2 separate regions of the Mus musculus genome follow, and region 1 is linked to region 2. The links are chromatin loops, found by intact Hi-C in ENCODE. Cell type or tissue: heart. All regions are shown on one strand.

Region 1 (8,000 bases), 78 kb before region 2:
TCTGTTATTGTTGTTTTTGAGACAGGGATTCACAAAGATCTGCCTGCCTCTGCTTCCTGAGTGCTAAAATTAAAGGTATGCATGACCACAGCACATTGGTGATTTTTTGTTTTTGTTGTTGTTGTTTTAAGATTTATTTATTTAATTTATATGAGTGCACTGTAGCTGTCTTCAGACACACCAGAAGAGGGCACCAGATCCCATTATAGATGGTTGTGAGCCACCATGTGGTTGCCGAGAATTGACCTCAGGACCTTTGGAAGAGCAGTCAGTGCTCTTTACCTCTGCGCCATCTCTCCAAACCCCATTGGATTCTTTTTAACTAGACAGATGTTTGTTTGTTTGTTTGTTTGTTTGTTTACACACAGCGAGAGACAGTGTGTGTGTGTGTGTGTGTGTGTGTGTGTGTGTGTGTGTGTCTTCGATAAGAGGGTGAGTCACAGTGGCCTGCATGTGGAGGTCAGAGAACACCTTGCAAAGCTGGTGTTCTACCATGGGGGTGGCAGGGATAGAACTTTGGGTCATGAGACATGGCGACAGCACCTTTAGTGCTGAGTCATCTCAACAGCTCCTTGACAGGAATTTTAATGAACAGATTTCTTTCTCCACCATCTGAATTTATAGTTTAAGGAAACAACCCAGATTACCAAACTCCTTACCCACTGTACACTACAGTCTACTTACTGTCTCTTTCGTTATAAGCACATGCTTTTAAATGCAGGCTTGGCTCTGCAGCTGCTGTTGTGATTTTCTTTTCCCTCTACACACTCCCTTGGCACTTTCATCTCCTCACACAGATTCAACTAGCATATCTATCTGAATAATCTATTTGTATTTTCTATATATATAAAATAGCGCTGACCTCTCTCTCGAACTGAAAACCTACATTGGCAAAGCTTCTAAATAGTTCCTGTGTGTAAGTATATTTAATAATAATAACTTAAAAAACCCTCAGCACGCCTGGCCTGACAGCATACATTGGTAACCACAGTTTCTCTGCAGGTCAGGGCAGAGCTGTGGATTTAAGGCTACCGTATCTTTGAAAAAATGAAACCTAATTATGCAACTCCTTGCTCACATTCCTAGTTAACGGTCCAACTGTCAACAGCCACAGTTAGAAAATGTAGCTTTCCACCCTGCCTCCTCTACAGCTCTCCTCCTGGCCTGCTGGGCCCTCGTTCTCGCTCCACCAGCACCACTCACAGTATGCACAGTCGTATATTAATAGCTTGCCATAATAAATCATTCTGCACACTAAACTATTGCAAGGTACACACTTCTTGTTTTCTTCAAAATGTTGAGCTTCTAAATATAGCCTCTAAGCAAGCTCCACAATCCAGCCTTGACTTAAATTGCAAACTTCATCTCTAATTCCAAAATAAACCATCCAGGTCATCTGGGACACTAACATTTTTCCACATCATGAACCCTTCTCATCTCCAAAACTGTCGTTCTCTTAATCTGAAAGGCCTTCTTTATCCAGGAATCCTACCTCCCGAATCTTTGTTTCAGAAGACTTTAACTCTCAGTCAACTTAAGATTGCCAGTTTAAGAGCAGGGTATGGTGGGACATGTCTGTAATCCCAAGCAGAGGAAGGAGGTCGAGACTGCAGATCCAAAGTCTTGAGAGATAGGAGGCCCTGTCTCAGAAACTACATTAAATAAAAAGAAGCTCATTGGGAAGCAACACCATGAAGTAGAACTACCAGCTTCTGACAAGGCAGATAGATCTGGCTTCAAATAGACAGTTCTGCTAGCCACATAAGTCTTAAGGGGAATGACTGGACACGTGTGACACGGCGGTATCCTGACTATTCTGAGAGATGCCTACACAGGGAGACCCCTGTCTAAAAGAAAGAAGCTTCTATGTTGTTGAGAAAACACAACCATAACAGAACTCAGCACCCAGTAACTAACAGTATTGGCCCACACCCGTAAGTGTTCCCGTCTCAACTGTGACACGTGACCTAAGTTATAACAAACACTTCACTTTTGTACAAGTGCAAACTTCAGATAAGCCCATCTATGTGGTTAAGGATTTACACACACTTTTTGCTTTCAGAGTCTTTTGTTGTGAACAGGGTCACCTTGCCACTCCTTTGCCACTGCAAGCATGACACCACATTCAGACAGATACTTACTTATACTGTAAACTTTTGTACAAGTATCTTACATCCCACTAGGTTCACATTCCACAGCCCAGCTTCCTCTTGGTGAGGCAGCATGCCTAGCACCGGTTCTTCGTGAAGCACTCAACAGCCCCCCCCCCTCCCATTAAGTCCCAATCCAGGGGAGGTTTAGCATTCCTAGACAGTGCAATTCAAGTCTTCACAATTTCAACACACTTGGAAAATTATCAAAACATGAATCCCAAGTTCTAATGGCTTTGGCTTTGTTTTCCCTACATGGTTCACTAAAGAGTCTGACGCATAGAAAATGCTCAATGTCATTTGAATTGACTTGAGCAATAGTTAAAAGTTATAATGCCCGAAAGTATTTGATTTTTACCAATTCCCTTTTTTTGCTTTTATAACTCCCATACTTTTTTCCCTTCAAAACACACTATAACCAGAGAACAAATACATAATCAAACCTAACTTGACTCATTTTCCAGACTTTAATTCAACATCCCAATCTTGGGCTCTGAACAACTGAGTTCTTCAAACACTAAGGGGCTACCGCATCATTCCGAGTCTAAACACTACAACTTATCTTCACTCACACTTTCCCACGGGCTAGAAAAACACCCCCTTTGTTTATTATCAACAACCTTGACAGAGATTTGAGGGGCTGGGGAGACTGCTCCCACGTCGAGTGCTTGCTGACTGAGAAAGTGAGAGAACCTGAACTGGCACCGACAGCACCTCCATTATAAACTAGATGCTGGGCCATGTGCCGATAACCAGTAGACCTGGACTGGGGACATGGGGCAAACACAGGACGGTCCCTGGGGCTTGCTGGCCAAGCAGCCCAGCCGGAAGTACAAGCTCCAGGCTCAGGAGACCCTGTCTCAAAAGGATCATCATGATCATGGTGCTGGGTAGTCTAGGTTCACCTCTGGCATTACACACACAGAGAATTTGTTTTTTAATGAAATAAACTTTTCTTTTGCATAAGACAGTATATGCAACTCGTCACTTCAAATCATTCCCCTCATTCATGATATCTTCCCTTCCAGTAGTCGAAAGAGAAAGTACGAGAGAGAGAGAGAGAGAGAGAGAGAGAGAGAGAGAGAGAGAGAGAGAAACAGTATAAATCCTAACGTAAGCATAATAAGGGCAGATAATGTCACTGGTTTCATGAAGATGACTTGTGTATATTGACACCACCACAAGGTCATTTGCAACAAATAAACTATCTGATAATAATTTAAAACTCAATAAAAGCGGAAAATAGCTCCATTATTTCCTACAAACCTTTTATCCGTAGTTTATCACCTAAACTCAGTTTACTAACAGTGCCTACAAGATTTTCTTCTCTAGGAAAGTCTCAGTTTATTGGAGTTAAACACTTCATATGCTTAAATCAACAAACACCTCTGTCCCGCTGTGGGAACACCCCCACCCCGCGTTCCCACAACTGGACTACACGAAGAACCTCCGAGGAGAAACTGAGGGAAATTATATATATATATATATATATATATATATATATATATATACATATAATATACATACATATGTGTGTGTATATATATGTGTGTGTGTATATGTGTGTGTGTGTGTGTATATACACACATATATACACATATATATAATTAGCTCAAGAAATGACAGTTCCAAGTATGAAAGTAAACAAACTGGGGTGAAAAAAAAGGATACAATTCTCCAGCCTTTTGCAGTCAACTTGTGCAAGGTCCCGACTGAAGTCTTAACAACTGTGACTTCGGATGAGCGCAGGAATTCGGAAGGCTGATTACAGAATAGCATGGTTTTTTTTTTTTTTTTAACGTCAGCAAGAACACGGGGAAACTCCTCTGAATCTACGAATCTCCTCAAATCTTTGTTTTTAAGAAGTAACTCCCAACAGTTTCAGTTTGCAAGGGAGCAAAGACCCTTCGAGGAATGGTACTGCCTCACTGACCGACCCTACGCAGGCATCCAGACCCAGTTAAGTTTCGAGCCGAGTCCAAATCGAACCTCCGGCGACCCCGACGCAAGCCCCGCAAGAGATCGCCAGCATCCACACAGGGAGCGCCCCACCCTCGGACTGACTACACCCCTGGGACACAGGATAATTACTGAGACGGGAAGAGGGGACAGATCCAAGAGGCGACGAAAGTTGGACACTGATGTCCAGTGCAGTCTGGCTGTCCCGGTCCCCAGCGTCCGAGTGCACAGACCCCACAGCGGAGGCACCGAGCCCACTTGCCCGATGCAGAGAGGGGGTCGCAGCGCCGACGGCCGGGCCCCGCTACGGAGTCCCCCCTCTGCGGGCGGCCGCGGCTCCGGGAACCCCGCTCCGGCTGCGCCCCGCCCACTCCGCGGCCCCGCATCGCGCCCCTTCCCGGCCCGCGGGCCGCGCGCGCTCCGCGGCGGCCGACGAACCCCTTCCCCGGATCCCCGACGGCTGAACCTGCAGCGGACAGCCGGGTCCGAGGCTCGCTCGCCCAGCGCAGGCCCCGCTCGGCGTCCCCGGCTACTCACCGTCGGCGCGAAGGCGCTGCGAGGGGCGCGGGGTGGCAGCCGCGGAGCTCCTCACTCTCCCCGCGACCTGACCCCCTGCTCGGAGCCTCGGCGCCTGTGTCTACAAGGCCTCTCTCCAGCCCGAACCCTAGACAAGCACTTCCGGGGGAGCGGGGGAGGGCAGGGGTTTGGCACCGGAACTGCTCCCAGGCTGGAGCTGCCAGCCCTCCCGGGAGGGGCGTGGCCTCTGCTCCGGGCGCCAGCGGACCCGCCCCCGAGCCCCGCCCCCGGGCTCCTTGCTAACCCCTGTGGTCCCGCGGGCCCCGAGCTACCGCTGGCACCCCTTATTTTAACGCCTGTTAGGATCGCTCCCTTCTACTTAATTCTACAGGGGCCCGGAGAATCTAATTTCGCCGAGCCCGGAGCATTCACCGGCTTGCCGACCGGCCGGCGGTGTTATCCTTTCTCGCTTCTGTCCCGCGTGAAAATGCAGTTGACATTTATCGAAGGAAGGCTTACGGCGTGGTAGACAGGGCATTTATTACGCGATTCGGTGGCGTTAACTCATTTAATAACCTTCAAACTCCTGGAAATTGGTGCTTTTATTCTCTGTGTCTTACAGAGAAGGAAATCGGCCAAAGTATCGGACTTTACCACATATGCTGGCTCTTGGTTTTACTTTAATTTGTGGTATGCGTAGAACTCTCATTTGCCCCAAACAAGACTTTTCAAATTATTCAAAGACGGGAGCCAAATTATTTCCCTATATGGGTCATCCTTTGCACTTTAAACAAAGGCTGAGATGATGGGCTATGCAATCTTAGTGCCAGGATCCTGTTTCTTTACATTTCACCCTGGTGTGTGTGTGTGTCGTGTTCATCTCTGGATTGTAGACGTTAAAAATAATATAATGCATAACGCAATAGTAAGCATTTCAAAGTACCCAGGACTGAGTACGTCCGCACAATTCTTATACCTAACCAGTAACTAGCAATAGAGAAGACCTGGGCACTTTTGAAACTTACCAAAGACAGACAGTATGAGAGCCTACAGAGTCAGTGTCAGGCAAAGAAGTGAGACGATCTTAAAAGATTTGCTCTGTCACAAAATCAAGAAACATCAAATATTAAAGGCAGGTTTTCAGTATGAAGCAAAGCCCCACATGGAAGAAAAGGGCTCAAACCTGACAAGCTATTTTGTTTCCAGCAGTCTAAAAAGGCTGAGGCAGGGAGAGTCCGGAGAGTTTCTAGCCAGCCTAAGCTTTACAGTGAGTTTCCAGACAAAGGTGGCCAGGACTATGAAGCAAGACTCTTGTCCAAAAAGAAGGAGAGGAGGAGGAAAAAAGGAAGAGCAAAAAAGAAAAGAGTTTCTTAGCATGCATAGTGTCTGTTAAATACTGCAGGGACAAGTGTTAAGACAATCTGCTTTGAGAAAGGCAGAGTAAAAGAAAACCCCTTATTACAAATTTAAGATGCAAACAATGCCATCACTATTGCTGTATATAAAGTACTGCCTTGTGCTTTATGTAATTGCAGAAGTGTTTGTAAACACTTCCAGAATTCTCAAGTTCAAGCAGCCTTTCATGCCTCCTAGTAGACTGAAGAAGAAGAAGAAAAAAAAAAAAAAAAGACCCTGCACAGACAAAACTTAGGCTGTCTCTAGCTGTTTACCATCTCCACCCCCCAATCCCAGACACGAGCACGAGTGCGCGCCAAGGGCAGCACACGCGCGTGCGGGGGCGCGCGCGCACACACACACACACACACACACACACACACACACACACACACAGAGCCCAGAGACCTAGTGAGGGGAACCCTCAATCACAGCCTGTCACGTAACTGGTAAGTGGTGAAGCCTGGATTTAAAAGTGAAGCTGTGTTCTCAGGTGCTTTTCACCACGCTGCCAGCAGGTCTCAGGCTTGAAAATGCCTCGCAATCACCGGGAGGGCTTGTTAAACAAATTGCTGGGCTCCATCCCCAACCCTTTCACTCACCCAGGGTAGGGCTTCTCGAGGTGTGTCCCCGGCCAGCCTGGCAGCTCCACATCACCTGGGAATGTATTAAAGATGCAAATTGCCAGGCCCCGCCCAGACCTTGTAAAGCTGTAACTCCAAAGATTAGACAGAACAACCCTAGTTTTAAGAGCCCCTCCTCCGCAACCTCCCCGCCCCCACCTCGCATCTGATAAGACGTCCAGTTAAAGAACTACAGCATTCTAGTAGCCTATCTTTTGCATATTCTTTTCTTAATTGTGGTAAATCTACAGCATGGGATTGTTGTTCTTTTTTTTTTAAGATTTATTTATTTATTGTATGTGAGTACACTGTAGCTGTACAGATGGTTGTGAGCCTTCATGTGGTTGTTGGGAATTGAATTTTAGGACCTCTACTTATTCCGGTCAACTCTGCTCACTCAGTCCCTGCTCGCTCCAGACACACCAGAAGAAGGCGTCCCATCTCATTACGGGTAGTTGTGAGTCACCATGTGGTTGCTGGGATTTGAACTCAGGACCTTCGGCAACCCGGGATTGTTGTTCTTGTTGGGAGGAGAGGAGTGTTGTTTTGTAGTGCTGCGGATTCAAATCTGTCTCTAAGGCCATTGGAAGCAAATGTCACTGAGTTACACACGCCTAGTCAGAAAGAGAGAGAGAGAGAGAGAGAGAGAGAGAGAGAGAGAGAGAGAGAGGCTTCCTGCCTAACTAAACGACATTTTGGAACATTTTTATTTATCTTTTTTCTTTTCACGGGAGATAAAAATGGGGAAAGTGAGTTTTAATGGGGGATTTTTTTTTTTTTTTTTTTTTTACTGAAACTGAACCAGATGATTCTGAGGTGGGGGTGGGGGTGGGGGTGGGGGTGGGGAAACAAATCTTCCTTGAAACCTGCTCCGTGTTGGAGGCTTTACATGCGTTTTCTGAATTAATCTTCGATGTGCTGTGAGGTTTTATGGTCTTACTTTTACAAATGAGAATAGCCGAGGCCTAGGTGAAGTAATTGACTTAAGGCCACATTCTTGTTCGGGGTAGAAACAGCATTGCTCAAAGATCCCTCTAATTCCAAAGCTCTTGCGCGTCCCACTTTGTGGCTGGAGCCTGCAGAAGGAGATTCCAGCGGCTCCACCACCCCAGCCACGCAGCGTTGAGTAAGCGATTTAATCTTTATTTTCAATTTCTCCCATCTATAAATAATGCTATCATAAATCTGCCCTGCCCACACTAGAATGTCAGAAGAAATGAGGGAATAAAAGTGCTTTCAGCTCTTTGAAGAAAAACAGTTTTTAAAAAAAGTATAGTATTGTGCGTTTAGACACACACTGCTCACATTTGTAAGCCTGGGCTTTGGAGTTTTTGTTGTTTCTTCCCGATTCATATAG
Region 2 (8,000 bases):
CCTTTCTCTCAGGACTTTTTGTTCACATTGCCTGCAGGCACCAACTTCCTCCTCCCCCACCCTTGATAAAGACCGCCCATACATATGTACGCATTCATAAGTGAACACGTTTGTGCAGATGTGTGTACACATGTGTGGGTGTGGGTATGTGCGTACGGCTGCCCCGGGAGGCCAGAAGCACTGGATCCCCGTGAGCTGCCGTACGTGGGTGCTGGGGACCAACTCAGGTCCTCTGCAAGAGTATCACGTGTTTACCTGCCGAGTCACCTCTCCAGCCCCTTATCTTAATTTTATTCAGACGACATTTTTGAAAACCCGATTCATTAATTACATGAAGATGAGGGGCTTCATTTTATTGTTTCTGATGGGGCTAGTGGTGGGAGTCTATAATGGACCCACCTCATACTTGGAAAGTTACTATACACAATTTCAGTTTACTGTCAACTAAACAGACTGCACCGCAAACACTCCTTCCGGGAAAAGCGATGCCCACCTCGTTTCTGTAGGGCTTCACGTACACAGTCCACTGGTGAGTGTGCCCGTCTTCTTCTCTCTTCTTTCCAAAGTACCTGGCAACATTGCCATAAACGATTGGCTTAACGATGGTAACCCCCTAAAAGAAAAGCAAGCTGAAAATCAGTAAATACTTCACCAGCACCTGGATAAACACCATGAGCCGCGGCGACTTGGTTTAGGGAGCCGCAGTCTAACCACGTACGGGCTGACTTAGAACAGGCGTCTCGAGCCAGCGTCACATTCACTAACGTTGGCACAATGCTTCCCACGAGAGGGGCTGGGGAGATGGTTCAGGGGTTGAAGAGCTTGCTGCTCTTGCAGAAGGCTACAGTTTGGTTCCCAGTCCTCACATGAAAAGTGGGTTGTTTGGGGTGTTTGTGTGCACGCTGGGCGCCCTGTGCAGCACATGAGGAGGTCACAGATGACTTGAAGGAATAGATTCTCTTCCTTCCACCTTCCTGAGGCCTGCACTGAGGTCATCAGACTTGGTAAGCCTTTTACCTGCTGAGCTCTGCATGTAAAAGCACCTGAGTACTTGATTAGAGAAGAACAAAATGCCTTCACAAACCTAAAAGCTAGGCTACTGAGTTCAAGTTGCCATTGTGACCGGCTCTGCTGGCTGGGAAAGGCTTTTAGATTAGCCTCTGGCAGTGTTTACCAAAGCACAGCACAAAACCCAAGGTCGGTTTATGAGAGAATTTCAGGGCAAGCATTTTCTGCTGTCATCCTTATTATGCACATACAGTTTGGGTATGGAGTACCCCCTCCCCCAAAAGGCTTATTGCTGGTCCCCAGCTGGCGGCTGAGAGGCGCCTGGACTACAGAAGCACCTTACCAAGGGATTAGCATACTGATCAGCTCACAGCTGAATGGCCTAGGAGATGGGGACAGTGGGAACACACAGGCCACTTGGGTTGGGCCTCTCAAGGGCCTATCTTGTTCCTGCCTCACCCCCACCCCTTCCCCAGCTACTAAGGAGGAAACTCAATTTGAGGACTACAGGCCTAACTTTCTCAAGTTATCCTGAACTACAAACTTCCAGATTTAACTTGTGCAAGTAGAGAAGAGTTTTCCCATGAACCTTTTGCTCTGCAATCACTTCCTACCATCCCCAAGCCTTACCTAAAACCCTGGGCAAATGCACAGCTCTACAAAGCCTCTTATACTAACACAGACTTTTACCTGGTATTTCTTTCTATTGCATTTCAGGGCTTTAGGATTTTCGATGATTTCTCATCTTACATATACTGTTAAGGCAGCTATGGATATATAGACACTATGATTAAGGTAATAAAAATAATATGACACCGATGAGGATTTTAAAATTTTTGTAGACTGATGTGATTTCTTTTAAGGAAAAAAAAAAATCCTTTCTGTGATAAGATCTGTAAGTAGAAGCCCCTTTTAGGGGCACGGGGAGAGCATCCTGAACCGGTACCTTAAAAAATAACCAGCAGGGCTGCCTCAGAGGTTAAGAGCACTGACTGCTCTTCCAGAGATACTGAGTTCAATTCCCAGCAGCCACATGGTGGCTCACAACCATCTGTAATGAGATCTGATGCTCTCTTCTGGTGTGCCTGAAGACAGCTACAGTGTACTCATATACATAAAAATAAATTTTAAAATTAAAAAAAAAAGTAACCAGCAGATGTAGGAAGGTGGGAGGGGGTGGCGAGCTGGAGGGATGGCACACAGGGAAGAGACGACTGCAGCTCAGGCTGGACAGCACACCTACATGGTGACACCTGACAACCGACTCCTGCAAGTCGTTCTCTTACCTCCACCCCTATTAATAATACACATATAGATGGGAGGGAACTGAGTGTCACAACGTCCAGTGTTAAGCAACCTTCACTAAACACGAACGAAGCTAAGCGCTCTTTGCTGACTTTATCAGCACGGGGCTTCGGGAACGACAAGACGGACGAGCCTATCCAGGGTCTGCGACTGATGCCCTAGCCACCCCGGCACCTTTGTGTTTGGCGGTGCGGAGGCGGTGACGAGGACTCGGGGCCCAATGAGCGCCGAGCTTCCGCCCCGCGCGCCGCGCCTGCGCACTGACCTTCACTCTCCCGCCGGAGTCAGGTCCAAATTCCGCCATTCTCTTGAACATATTGTCCCCGGGAAGGAGCCGCGGCGGCCAGGGAGAGAGCTCAGGCCGGCGGGGTAGCCGCTCCCCTCACGAGCCGGAGGAGGGCGGGTCGCCTGGGCTCGGGGAGCCGGACAGCCACCTCCTCCACACGCGCCGCGTCGGGGTCGGCCATTCAGCCCCGAGCTGGGAGAGCCGAGCGGAAGGGCGGGGGAGGGCGGCGGCGCATGCGCAACGGGCTCAGGCAGACAGTGCGCACGCGCGAGGCTGCAGCCTTCCCCGGTAAGAGCCTGATGAGCTGTTGCAGCGGATAAAGAGAGATGGGGATAAATTTTAGGCAGAAGTTAAGGGTAGGGAAGCACCAAAATGGTGAACGTTTGTAGCTTTAGGGTTGAGATAACCCCACACACTTCAAGATGATAGACTCTGGAATCAAAGCTTCTGATTGGGCAGGTCAGATAACTGGGCGTGGGCTTGGTAAAGAATATGCTGCCAAGCCTTGTGACCTGAGTTCGATTTCCAAGGCCAACATGATGGCACTACAGAAATGACTCCACTTCCCGCTCTTCATGGCTCAATCTGTTCTGCTGGCCATGTTCAGTCTGACTTTTCCAGATTCGTCGGGAATCTGTTTTCTCCCTATCTACAGTAAAAACCTCCTAAACCATGCCTAAGAGGGTCATGTTCTTATTTTCACTCACCATTCTTCTCTCTCATACCCTTCCCCAGTTGGAACTCTTCTTTCCAACAAGCCCCCCTCCTACTTTCATGCCCTCTTAGTTCGTGACCTATTGGCTTTAATTGGCGTTTCCTGTCCTACTATGGATGTGGGATTCTTTACCGAAGCAAGAGTAATTTATCAGTGGTACCTTACTAAAGAAAATGGCATCTCTTTCCCAAACAGTCATGAATTTTCAATAGTCCCTCTGGGAAGGGTGAGGCCCCTGGACCCCTCCCGCCATCCATGTTGAAATGTTAACATGCAATCGCAGGTCCTATGCAGATAACCGCAGCTGCAGTAAGTTCATGAGTGCAATGGCCACGTTGTGGCCAGAAGGTGTCGTTTTTGATACATGTCTCTCCATTCTCTGGCTCTTTATACCCTGAAATATTCCCCAATCTTGGAAGGAGTGGTACAACTGTCCCGAATAGTGCTAAGCACACCACCATCTCTTATTCCTGGGCGTTTTGGCTAGTTTTGGGTTTCTGCATTAACCACTGCTCATTGCAATAAACTTCTCTGATGAAGGCTGGGCACAGCACTAATCAATGAGAATAATCAGGAGACCGAGAAGCGAATTTAACAGCATGGTCAATCAATTTTTGCTAATTTTTAAAGAAAAGATTTATTTTATGTATGGGAGTACACTGTAGCTGTCTTCAGACACACCAGAAGAGGTCAGCGGATCCCACTACAGATTGGTTATGAACCACCATGTGGTTGCTGGGAATTGAACTCAGGTCCTCTGGAAAAGCAGCTAGTGCTCTTAACCACTAAGCCCCCAATTTTTGCTAATCTTTAATAAAAGTATTTTTTTTCACTGTATTATCTATTGAGAGAGAGAAAGAGAGAGAGAGAGAATGAATGTGGGTCCTAGAGATCTGGTTAAAGTCATCAGGCTTGATAACAAGTACCTTTACTTTTGCCAGCCCCTGTTTTTGATAATCTTGGCTGTTTCTATAGTCATCCCGTATTTTGAGGTTGTCCTGGCAGCTCTTGAGTATGTCCTAACTCTGTTTCTTAATTGATATCTAAATGTCATTCCCCTTCCTTGATCACCTGATATAAGCTTAGAGCTTCTAAGGGAGACATTCCCTCCAGGAAGGAGACAGGAGGTTCCTGAGACTTGGAAAGTAAACAACTCACAGGCTCAAGAAGTTCTGAAGCTAACAAGATACACGAGCCGCCACCCCACCCCCCCAAGGTTAAAGAAGCAGGAAGGGATGATTGGGGGAAGGGAGGAGACAGAAGTCTAGGACAGAGCCTGTGCTCATCCTGTGGAGTTGACTGGGGGAGACTCTGTCCTACTGAGCTGCTTGAGAGCCACCCAGCAAGCTCAGGGTTGTCGGATGTCCAGTCACCACCCACTGGGGCCTGGGCTTTTCAGTGATGCAGTTGCCTTTGAGGTAACCCTGTTCCTGTGAGGGGCCCCTCACCCATACTCTCATGAGTAACCACAGTAGTTTCACCGGTTTGCCAAGATGGACTCTGGTCCAGTTGATGCTTTGGTCTTTTCTTGCTTCCCTCCTCGGGAAAGGCCATGTGACATTTCTTATGGCTGGTCTCTGCTCTACATTTACACAGCCCTGAGGTATGACCTAGTCTTCTTCAAGCTGTTGTCCTGGAATCATGGGAGAGTGAAGAATAAGAAAAACGTGTTGTAATGAGAGTCTACCACGTTCCACTCATTATTCTAGGTGTCTGGGATGTGGAAAGGAACAACAGAGAAGAAATCTTCCAGGTATGATGGTAACCACTCATAACCCCAGCACTCAAAAGGCAGAGGTCAGAAGTGTTCAGGGCTAGCCTGAGCTAAATAGGAAGTGCCAAGCTGGGCATGGTGGACTAGGACTGTATCCTCAACACTCAACAGGCTGAGGCAGGAGGTTTGCTGAGAGTTCAAAGACCAGACTAGGTTATGGAGTGGGCTCAAAACAACTAAACGATAAAAAGTTTTAGCCAGCCTGAGCATCACAGGGAGACCCTTTCTCAAAAAGGAAAGATGCACAGTGAACCAACCAACCATGAGCCCTCCTTCCTCTCAGGACAGAGGTTTGGCATAGTGCCGTGCTTCTCAGCCTTCCTAATGTGGCAGCCTCTTAACAGCCCCTCATGCTGTGGTGACCCCAACCATGACGTTATTTTCGTTGCAATTTCATAACTAATTTTACTACCATTATGTATAGTAATATGAACACATTTGAAATGCAGAATATCTGACATATAACCCCTGTGAAAGGGTCATTGGGCCTCCAGGTTGAGAATCCCTGGCATAGTGCCTCAGAGAAGGGACATAGGTAATGGAGGAAAATGCAGCCCCCTACCCACCGAGACGGAGGAGCCTGAGGGCAGGGTATCTATTATACAGCAGGGTCATGTTGGGATATCGATTATGGCACATTGATAATTGAGAAGAAACTTAAGTGATGGAAAAGGAAAAAAATTAGAATGAATTCTGTGATGGAGGTATTGGTATAGATGTATTTTCAATTCAAAAGACTTGGGGATAAGTGTAGTGCAAATGTCTGTATCCTCTAGGTTTCCCCACCAATAGGGCGTGGAAGTAATGACATCTGAGTCCCAGGTATTTTTTTTCCATTTATCTTGGGGTACGAGTGGGGAGCATGCCATGGTGTGTGTGTGTGTGTGTGTGTCCTCGGAGCCTCCCCCACCCCAAGAACTTATTTTTAAAACATCATTATTTATTATAAGAAACCAGGACTCCTTGGAGAAATGGCTATTCCCGATCTAAAGCAGGAAAAGAACGAGATGAGTCAAACAGCCAGAAATGCAAGAAGTGCTCAGAGAAAGAGGCGCTCATAGCAAAAATTCCAGGGAAGGCAGTTTCCAGGGTCTCACTGAACAAACCCCGGATGATGTGGCGCTGTCAAACGATCGTCATGGTTACAATTTGTAATTGAATAAAATAAAAGGTGTGGTCCACACTACTGTAATAAATAAATAAATACATTCATAAATAAATGCATAGATCAAATTTTTGAAGAGCAATAGTTTTTAAGTGTCTCCACTACAAAACACTGTACAGTGGAGATGGTTTGCAGACATCATCTTAACAAGGGTTCCCAGTGAACACTTCTTCTTTTTCACTAGCCAGAAACATTTTGAGTTCTGAGAGTGACACTTGGGTCTTTGAAAGTCTGCCTATGTAATAGTAATGAAAATAGCTCCCCCTTGAAAGCCTGAAAGCATGCCATGGATCTGTGCCCCGCGGATCAGACAATCCTCTCTGCACAATGTGCCTTCTGAATTGCTATCTTGCAGCAGATTGGGAGGGGAGGAGGTGGCACGGAGTGAAAAGGGCATCATGGGAATTTCACTTTTCACTTTAGACTTCGCTTTTTTCTGTTGTGCTGAGAAAATAACATCAAGAAATGATTTTCAACCAGGCAGTGGTGGCACATGCCTTTAATCCCAGCACCTGGGAGGCAGAGTTAGGCAGATTTCTTGAGTTCAAGGTCAGCCTGGTCAACAGAGTGAGTTCCATGACAGCCAGGACTACACAGAGAAACCCTGTCTCGAAAAACCAAAAAAGAAAGAAAGAAAGATAAAAAGATGATTTTCCCAAGGTTCTGTCTGTGGCTGGTGGAGGAAGGCTTCTCTTGGTTTTATGCATTGGGCATATACAGGGTACAGAGTTTCCCAAATCCTGAAACCACTGGGGGGGGGGTGTCCCAGAATTACTAACCAATGTGATGGAAACACCTCTTTTCACTTGACTATAAATTAATACATACCTAGTATTTATTTTTCACTTAGGAAGTCTACCACTGAAAACATTTATCTCCCAAAGCAGCAAGCAGTGTATCCAGATGTTAACCTCAAGCTCCCCCCAGCAGTTCATGGAAAGGGAAATGGGCACAGGCTAGGGTATAACAGAGCTCATCGGTAAATTAGAGAACACTGCAGTGGCGGTCGCGTCAGCCCCTACTGGTCTGCTTATCTAGCGGACTTATTTATTCACTTAAATGTATTTGTTTGGTTTGTTTGTGAGACAGACTGTGTTGTGGGCACACAGTCCCAGGCTGGCCTTAGGCCCTCAGCTGTATTCCTACTTCAGCCTCCTAGTAGCTCTTGCTATTCTGGAACTCGCTCTGTAGACCAGGCTGACCTCTGCCTCCCAAGTGCTGGGATCAGAGGCAGGTATGTATGCGCCACCACCACGCGGTGGTATGGTCACTCTTAACTGGCTAAGACAGATTTGTGTCTCTTGATACATAAACTTGTGGCAATCAATTTTTTCTCACCACCTGTAGGCCCTCGGGCTCAAACTCAGGCGATCAGGATTAAAAGTGCCTTTACCGGCTGAGTCGTATCATCGGCCACCAGGTTTTTATTGTTGTTGTTGTTCAGAATTAATGTTTACTTTGCTGTGTGTGTGTTATCCTGTGTATCCATCCCTGTGAGGCCATTTGTGTGTCCAATACACCCATCATGTGAGCACTTTCTTTCTTTTTTTTTTTTTTTTTTTTCGAGACAGGGTTTCTGTGTGTAGCTCTGGCTGTCCTGGAACTCACTCTGTAGACCAGGCTGACCTTGAACTCAGAAATCCGCCTGCCTCTGCCTCCCAAGTGCTGGGATTAAAGCCGTGCGCCACCATGCCCAGCTATGTGAGCACTTTCTTGTTGAGAATTTTAGCAAGGCTACAGATTCCTT

What was found. Peaks named below come from ENCODE experiments on the same cell type or tissue, not always from the same donor. Only the 100,000 strongest peaks of a DNase experiment are listed, where the experiment ranks them.
Region 1: a loop joins it to region 2, with 2.4 times the contacts of the local background. A loop is called at or near these places in 6 of 42 quality-filtered maps.

What each region holds. Positions count from the first base shown.
Region 1 is chr10:117,143,746-117,151,745 of GRCm38, forward strand. It overlaps Frs2 (fibroblast growth factor receptor substrate 2), which reads right to left and starts at 4,729. Exons shown (of 10, transcript NM_177798.3): 1 at 4,647-4,729. In heart, a CTCF peak has its summit at 173 (motif pointing right); DNase peaks (open chromatin) are centred at 4,296, 4,826 and 6,696; H3K4me3 peaks cover 6,349 bases; H3K27ac peaks cover 5,983 bases.
Region 2 is chr10:117,221,681-117,229,680 of GRCm38, forward strand. Yeats4 (YEATS domain containing 4) reads right to left here and starts at 2,827. Exons shown (of 7, transcript NM_026570.4): 1 at 2,579-2,827; 2 at 494-613. The coding sequence starts at 2,629. Gm31963 (a long non-coding RNA gene) reads left to right here and starts at 2,806. Exons shown (of 4, transcript XR_872061.2): 1 at 2,806-2,887; 2 at 4,911-5,067. In heart, a CTCF peak has its summit at 3,668 (motif pointing right); DNase peaks (open chromatin) are centred at 2,581 and 2,801; H3K4me3 peaks cover 2,032 bases; H3K27ac peaks cover 1,348 bases.